2 separate regions of the Homo sapiens genome follow, and region 1 is linked to region 2. A link is an interaction called in ENCODE POLR2A ChIA-PET data of the cell type or tissue named here. Cell type or tissue: Panc1. All regions are shown on one strand. Links, peaks and the distances in the headings refer to the core of each region. The heading gives the core; the rest is flanking DNA. Region 1 overlaps TCF7L1 (transcription factor 7 like 1). Region 2 holds the start of LOC105374837 (a long non-coding RNA gene).

The links. Peaks named below come from ENCODE experiments on the same cell type or tissue, not always from the same donor. Only the 100,000 strongest peaks of a DNase experiment are listed, where the experiment ranks them.
Region 1: POLR2A ChIA-PET joins it to region 2 with 8 read pairs; 3 of 35 experiments call an interaction of 5 or more read pairs at or near these places.

What each region holds. Positions count from the first base shown.
Region 1 is chr2:85,144,401-85,148,799 of GRCh38, reverse strand. The region is part of intron 3 of TCF7L1 (transcription factor 7 like 1); the gene reads right to left. Among named protein-coding and RNA genes, the nearest start is that of TCF7L1, 13 kb to the right of the region's middle. In Panc1, for the core only: a CTCF peak has its summit at 479; no DNase peak of the experiment used is centred there.
Region 2 is chr2:84,888,659-84,893,057 of GRCh38, reverse strand. It overlaps LOC105374837 (a long non-coding RNA gene), which reads right to left and starts at 4,088. Exons shown (of 3, transcript XR_940309.3): 1 at 4,035-4,088; 2 at 3,488-3,572. RefSeq lists enhancers at 4,089-4,188, 4,199-4,268. In Panc1, for the core only: no CTCF peak of the experiment used is centred there; no DNase peak of the experiment used is centred there; H3K4me3 peaks cover 596 bases; H3K27ac peaks cover 812 bases.

The DNA of each region.
Region 1 (4,399 bases), core at 265-4,264, 260 kb before region 2:
TCCGTCTCAAAAAAAAAAAAAAAAAAAATTAAATACTGTAAGAAAAGATCCACTTGTTAAGATGCTGGTTAAAATATTTGGCTACTAAACATCTTAATAAAGTTGTGATAATACTGTATATTATTTTGGTAACATTTCTAATTTCTTTTTATATCCTGGAGATTCTATGATGCTGATATTTCATTTCAGCCTCGAACAACTCCTGATTTTAAAACACAGTCCATTCAGACAAAATGTTACTTCAGTGCTTCTCAAAGCATTATCTGTCCCCATTTATCATTATGACTATCATTATCCCCATTCTCCCTGAGGGGGGCCCTGGGGCATAGGGACACAGCCAACTCATGACGCGGCTGGGATTCAGTGCTCTGCAAACCCTGGTCAAAACCCAAGTTCCAGACCCCCCTAGACACACTGCCACCTGGAGGGACAAGGGGTGGCCTGTTAGTAGAATATTCTCCATCCCTCAAGCCTTGGGCTTCTTTCTTTCCACACAAGTTCCTCTCCTCTCTTTCCATGCAAGGTCCAAGGAACTGCTTATTAAAGGGCTGTCTCAGACTCCACAGACTCTCCCCATCCCAGCCCCTTCCTGCATTAACTCTCCTTTGCATCATCTGGGAACACCCTTGTGAAGATGACCCATTTTCCACTCCAAAGCTTCAGCACCAGCGTCTCACTCTCCCTAACAAGGATTTTATAACAAAAAAAGCTTATGTTGTAAAGTAGAAAGCAAAGTGTTTTCAGCTCATGCACTCTAATACTCCTACTATACTCTTACCCTCCCATGGTAACTCTCCTCTATGCATCCCACCCAGAACATAGTTTAAGTCAATAACATAATTAATAAGTAAAAACTACAGACAGTCCCTAACCTATGATGGTCCAACTTAATATTTTTTTGACTTTACGATGGGTTTATCCAGATGTAAGCCCATTTAAAGTCCAGTCGCATCTGTATATCCAATGTAAAGTTACACCCACACATGCACGAGGATGTGGGGCTGGTCAGGAGTATGAGCGAGGCAACAAACTAAGGCACCAAACAGATGCCCACCATTATTACATATGGTGTATAGATTTAACACCCAGACACCACCACGTCTGCCAGTGAGTGGATCCCCAAGGGCAGCTTCATCCACAAGTGGCACAGGGGCTACACCTTAATGCTAGGGTCCTGGGGCCCCTGGCCCAGCTGGGACCACCAAGATCCTGTCCTCCTCAATCTCTGGGACTGGGGCTCCCCTCCCTCACTTTCTCTGGAATCCCCTTGGACCCCAAGAGCCAGGAGTCCCCTCCCTGTCTTTCCTCCTCTCCCCATCTCCACCTAGCGCCCTACCACTGCCCTCATCTAGGAGGTGCTGGGGTTTGGGTTCCCACAGCATCACGTGGGGAGGGGTGGGGAAAGAGTGACAGGTGGGAGGGGGACACACAAGCAATCCCTAGTTCGGGTTGTATGGAAGATTCCACAGAGTGAGGACAGGGTGAGAGTATTTTGCTACCCGGACCCCCCACGAAAAGCTTCATCATGGACAAGAGAATAAGGACCTGCTGCAACCTTGGCCTGAGGTGGAGGACACGGCCTAGGCAGACTGCAGGGTTTCCAGATGTGAGACTACAGGGACTTTGAATGTGGCTGAAGAAATAGGCCTTAGTTTATTTATCCTGGGTTTTTAATTCCGAACTTTTCCAAACATACAGAGAAGTTGGGTGAATAGATTGATTGCCCGTGTATCTCCACCTAGAACTGTTAACATCTCACCTATGATATTTAAGGAACCAAGTGTACCACCTCAAAATATCATAAGAAAAACACAAGGGAATTTGGAGATTGGGAAAAACAGAATCAATAGAGCTGCACAGTGCAGAAAAGCAAAGAAAGATTAAGATAGCAATTAACACCACCTCTGAGACTGTAAATCAACCAGCTATTAAGGCTCTGATTCTACGTCAGGTACTAAAAATGCCTCCTAAGTGAAAGGGATAGAAATGCCACTGAAGCCAGGCACAGTGGCTCACACCTATGATCCCAGCACTTTGGGAGGCCGACGCAGGCAGATCACCTGAGGTCAGAACATCAAGACCATCCTGGCTAACACAGTGAAATCTCGTCTCTACTAAAAATACAAAAAAATTAGCCAGGCGTGGTGGCAGGCGCCTGTAGTCCCAGCTACTCAGGAGGCTGAGGCAGGAGAATCGCTTGAACCCAGGAGACGGAGGTTGCAGTGAGCCGAGATCGTGCCATTGCACTCCAGCCTGGGCAACAAGAGCGAAACTCCATCTCAAAAAAAAAAAAAAAAAAAAAGAAAGAAAGAAAAGAAAAGAAATGCCACTGAAAAGAATATATGCTGAGGGATGTTACTCATCTTTTACTTCTACACACCATTTCTTTGAATCTTGCCCCAAATGGCATTTTCATGCATTGTCACGTCAATTTGGCTCTCAATTTTCAGTGGAGGGAAATTGCAGCCCAGTGGAACCAGAATCCCCCACAGCTGGAATGCTGGCTCTATCACCTTCTGGGGAGGTGACTCTGGGCCTCTGGTTTACTGTCAAAGTCTTGGCTTCCTCAAGGATAAAATCGAGGTGATAATATCAGATGCACAAGAATTCAGTGTAGGAAGAGTTAGAACAGCGTGATATAGTGCCCTGGAACACTAAAGGTGCTTATGGGGCTATTTTTTAATATTGATGTTTAAATATTCATGTTGTCAACAATCAACAAGTGAATCGCTTATTATGAGTCAGGTGTTAGGTTTTAGATAAAGAAGTATTTCAAGGTGCATCATCTCAGCTGGGCTCAGTGGCTCATGCCTGTAATCCCAGCACTTTGGGAGGTCGAGGTGGAAGGATCACTTGAGCCCAGGCATTCGAGACCAGCCTGGGCAACATAGTGAGACCCTGTCTCTATTTTTTTTTAAATAAACAAAAAATAAAATAAAATAAAATAAAATAAAAACATAGCAAAAAGATGTGCATCATCTCCGGAGCACTGCTGGCTGTGTACTTCCCTGAGTGGTAGAAGATGAAGCTTTACCACTGTAGAGTGCAGCTGGACCCTAGTCCTGTTTCCATCACTCCTAATTGTTTGCCCTTGGGCAGGTCAACAACTGCCCTGAGCTTGTGCTCCTCACCTGTTGGGTGGGCGGGATGGTTCCACCTAGCTCAGAGGGCTAGAGGACACTCCCGCAGGGTCCTTGATAAGAATCTCAGGGACTAACACCCAACCACCTCTAGAAGGTATGTCTTGCAAATCCGGCTGAGTTTAATGACCCTGACATATCCTTTTTTGGAATTTACAGAGGGGAGTGTAGTCCCAAACATCAGAAAGCACTACTGCCAACAAATCTGGACTTGTAAATTGATCTGCTTTTCATACCACTCATTCCTACTTCATTTTTCTTCCTCATTATCAATGAGATCCATCTGTTCCTTAATCACAGTTGCCATCTCTCAAACTTACACCTTTCTGCTTTCTCCACACATTCTCTATGGACATTCCTACATATAATAGCCCCATTCACTTTAATGAGGTCTAAGATATTTATCTAAGATTTAGTGCCTTGCAATACCCAGGTCTCTAGGATGGCTTAGGTAGGACCCCAAAAGCCTCCCAACTTCTGTCAACCATATCATAAGCCCCCTTTGTTAATCTTTCCACCATGCTATTATTGGAAAGTAATTTGGGAAGTAAAGGAAAAAGTATGGAATGTCATGATTTCTTTTTTTTTTTTTTTTGAAACAAAGTCTCGCTTTTTTGCCCAGTCTTGGCTCACTGCAGCCTCTGCCTCCCGGGTCCAAGCAATTCTCCCGCCTCAGCCTCCCGAGTAGCTGGGATTATAGGTGTGTGCTACCACACCCAGCTAATTTTTTGTATTTTTAGTAGAGACGGGGTTTCACCATGGTGGCCAAGCTAGTCTTGAAATCATGACCTCAAGTGATCCTCCCGCCTCGGCCTCCCAAAGTGCTGGGATTACAGGAGGGAGCCACTGTGCCCGGTGGAGTTTCATGATTTCTAACCATCTTAAACATACATACACACACACACACATACACACACACACACACACACACACACACACAGAGAGAGAGAGAGAAAGGGGGATGGGAAAGAAGACAAATATCCCCTCTGCAATTCCCAAAATAACTGTGTAAATGTTTAGTATGTATTTCTTTATTGTTCAAAAAAAATTTTTTTTTTGAGACAGGGTCTTACTCTGTCACCCAGGCTGGAGTACAGTGGGGTAATCTTGGCTTACTGCAGCCTCAACAGCCTGGGCTCAAGCAATCCTCCCACCTCAGCTTCCTGAGTAGCTGCGATTACAGGCACACGTTACCACTCCTGGCTAATGTTTTTTTTGGTTTTTGTTTTTTTTTTTTTTTTTGTAGAGACAGGGTTTTG
Region 2 (4,399 bases), core at 277-4,276:
AATATTATATATAATATATTATATATAATATATTATGTATAATATAATATATAATATTACATATATTATATATAATATAATATATTATATAATATATATAATATAATATATTATATAATATTATATATAATATTATATATAATATTATATATTATATACTGTCTGTATATTATATACTGTCTGTATATTATATTATATACTGTCTATATATTATATTAATATATTATATATATTCTATGTAGAATATATTTCAAATTCTATATAGAATATATATTCATATATATGAATATATATTCTATATATGTATATATTCTATATATGAATATATATTCTATATATATTCTATATTCTATATATATTCTGTATTCTATATATATTATATATATTCTATATTCTATATATAATATATATTCTATATATAATATATATAAATTATATATAATATATATAATATATATATTATATATAATATATATAATATATATATTATATATAATATATATAATATATTATATATAATATATATTCTATATATAATTTATATATTATATATTATATATATATAGAATATAGAATATATATATCTATATATAATTATATATATCTATATATAATTATATATATATTTATATATATAATATAATATATATTATATATAAAAGAGGATATAGTAATATATATATCTTCTTCCTCATATATGTAATACATCTCCTTCTTAAAGAAAATGCTAGCTGGTAGTGAGAGGTGGCAGTACAGGGAAATGGGTGAAAGTTTGGACTCTAAAGGTAGACTTTGTGAGTTTGAATCCAACACCTACTAGATGTACAACCTTGGCCAAGTAACTTAACCTCCCTGTGCTAAGCTTCCCTGATCAAGGGCTGCACACAGGGTGGCTCCTGTTATGTGGAGATACTGGGTGACTGGCGTGTTCATGGCAGTTATTTTATGAAAACTATAAAGTCTCAAGCCCAAAACGTATTTTAATAAAACGGTATATATATGTATACAAGCACCAACTGGAAAAAATAATATTATTGCTGTCCTCATTTCTGGGAGGCTGTAAAGCGTATTTTTCTTAGTAGAGAAAGACCTTTCCTTGGAATAAGCGTGTTCATGCACTTTTGGAGAGAGGCTCCCTTTTAAGCCGGGATTCTGGCCCATGAGGAAGTTCTACAGGGGCCATCACAAGAAGGAAAGCAGATCTTTGACGCTCCCATGGCCACGGCGCCCTATGGTCTGCAGGGGGAGGGGACCTGGGCAGACAGTCTTCCTCAGCTAAGGCCACTAAGATTAGTCTGTGAGGCCAGGCCCCGTATTGATCGCCATTCATGTGGCAAAAGGAACTTCCTACCCAGGAAACAACAGATCTCTGGCAAGAAAGAAGGAAGAAGGAAAGAACACCCCACACTTCCTTTACCCAGGTCATAAAATGACCAGTTGCCAGATGCCAGGACAGTATTCCGATAGCTGATGGGGCCTCGGGGGCCAAGTGGAGGTCACGGCAGTCAGCCAGCCAGATCAGGGCAGGGGTTGCTGTTAGCATGTTGCATCTCTTGGAAAGACTGGCCAGGCATGGGGGCTCAGCTCTTGAGGCCACTGTTACTAATGAACGAGTTGGACTAACAAGAATGGTAATCCTGAGGTTTTCTGCAACATTCATTTTCTTCACTGCCCTATTCCCTGCAGCATTATTTATGATCATGAAAAATGGCAAACAAGCCACGCTGTGGGAAGTTCTTCAGGCATTAGGAAGAATCAGTAGATTGTTATGTTTTGAAGTATAAGGCACACTCTCAATTGGAGTGGCCACATAATACATGCTCAAGAAGTAGCCAGTTTTAAAAAAATCATTAAAATTTAAGAGATTATCAAAGATGTGCTTGTTATTTTATGTATGTATGTATGTACATATGTATGTATGTATTTTTGAGATGGCAGAGTCTTGCTCTGTGGCCCCGGCTGGAGTGCAGTGGCGAGATCTCGGCTCACTGCAGCCTCTGCCTCCTGGGTTCCAGCGATTCTCCTGACTAGCCTTCCGAGTAGCTGGGATTACAGGCGCCTGAAACCATGTCTGGCTAATTTTTGTATTTTTAGTAGAGACGGGGTTTTGCCATATTGGCCAGCCTGGTCTCCAAGTCCTGACCTCAGGTGATCTGCCCACCTCGGCCTCCCAAAGAGCTGGGATTACAGGCGTAAGCCACTGTGCCTGGCTTGTACTTGTTATTTAAAAAAAAAAAAAAAAAAATCAGAAATACAGAAGCGTACAGAGTAGAAGCAGAAAGACCCTCTTTCCTTCCCTCCCCCACCCCACACCCATCTCACTCCCTCCCCAGATAAGTCATTAATTTGCTGTCTTCTCATTCTAGAGTCTGCAGATCTACCGCATTTGTAACTTTCAAATTCTAAGGATTGTTTCATTGTTTTAATGTTTCAGTGACCAGCTCACTGATTCCCTAACTGCGGTCTGTATGCGCGTGTGTATTGAGTCAATATTTCCCAAGAACAGATTCCTTTCCTGGAATTTCTAGGTGCTAACTGCCTTACAAAAAGCTTTCACAGCTGGGTGCGGTGGCTCACGCCTGTAATCCCAGCACTTTGGGAGGCCGAGGTGGGTGGATCACCTGAGGTCAGGAGTTTGAGACAAGCCTGGCCAACATGGTGAAACCACATCTCTACTAAAAATACAAAAATTAGCCGGGCATATTGGCTCATGCCTGTAGTCCCAGCTACCCTGGAGGCTGAGGCACAAGATCACTTGAACCTGGGAGGGGGAGGTTGCAGTGAGCCGAGATCGCGCCACTGAACTCCAGTCTGGGCAACAGAGTGAGACTTGATCTCAAACAACAACAACAACAACAACAAAATAAAACTGAAACAAAACAAAATGCTTTTACTTTCCTATTGCATATTGCCATGCTTCTATTTTTGCCAGTTTGAGAGGTGGAAATGTACCTGTTTTAATTTGCTTTTAAACATTATTTTATTTAAAAAAATTGTGGTAAAATATACATAACATAAAATTTACCATTTTAATCATTTTTAAGTGTTCAGTTCAGTGCTATTAAGTACATTCACATTGTCAGGCTATCATCGTTATCCATCTCCCACATTAATTTGCTTTTATTTCATTAGCTAGTGAGTATTTTTTCATTTCTTCATGCACTATTATATTTCTCCTTTCCCTCTCTCATTTTCTTCTTTCCCTCCTTTTCTTTCTCCTCTTACTCCTCTCTCTCTTTTTTTTTTTTGTCTTTTTATGATCTCTGCCGATTTCCCAAATAGCCTGATAACCCTTTTTCTTTCTCTTTTTTAAAAATTAGGAGCTTTCTACATTATGTGTATTATGTTTTGTCAGTTTTCATATATTCTGCTTGGCTCTTTATATATTACATTAGTTATTGTCTTTACAACATCCCTGCAAGACAAATATTCTGATTCCCATTTTGCAGATGAAGAAGATAAAGTTCAGAGATGTTATGTGACTTACCTAAGATCACACAGCTAGTAAGTGGCACAGACAAGATGTGACTCCAGTTCTGTCTGCTTCCGGGGCCCAAGTCCTTTTCACAGTGCTCAGGACAAAAGGAAACTGCGTGAGATGGTGATACTCTACTAAAGGCAGGCAAGACTAGAGGACAGTGGGAGTTCAAGAGACTTCAGGGGGAGGCTGGGGTAAAAGAGTCTGGGGGATCTAGAAGAAGCTGATGTTCCTAATCTTGGAGGAAGTGAGAGATAGACTCCCTTTCCCCCTGCTTCTCTTGTTGCCTGAAGGACCACTGAAACGCTGATGAAACTGGGGGTCTTATGAGTATTCACCCTCCATCACCACCAGCACTGTGGCTGTGGAGTTGAGGCCAGAGGGTGTGGTCTAGAGGCCCTTTCTGGGTGCTAATTCCGGGAAGTTTCTTGTTCTCCCTCTTGCCTACATCCAATTAACCTCCAAGTGCGGTGGATTTTACTTTTATGATAGCACTTCTCTTTGACCCCTGCCAGAGCCTGGTGCAGGTCCCTCTCATGTCCCCTCACTGTCTTACCACTTCTGCTTTCACTTTCTCCAGCTTCCCTTCCGTGCTGCTGTCTGAGTGATCTCTCTAAAGTGTATGTATGATTACACAATTCCCCTGCTTAAAACACTTTGATGGCTCTGCCACGTCTTCAAGATATGGGCCAAACTCCTCATCTCAGCTCTGGGGCCCTTCACTTCCAGCTCCTGCTATCTCTCTGGCTTACCCTTACCTGCCTTGATCTATGTGCAACAAGACTGAATTCCATGAACACAGCCAACTCTCTCTCATGCCTCAAGGCCTTTGTCTCTGCTGTTCTTTCTCACTGGAATGCTGCTTTCTGGTTAACTCTTACTCAGATCTGAGGTTTCTGTTTAGTTGACATTCCTGTAGAA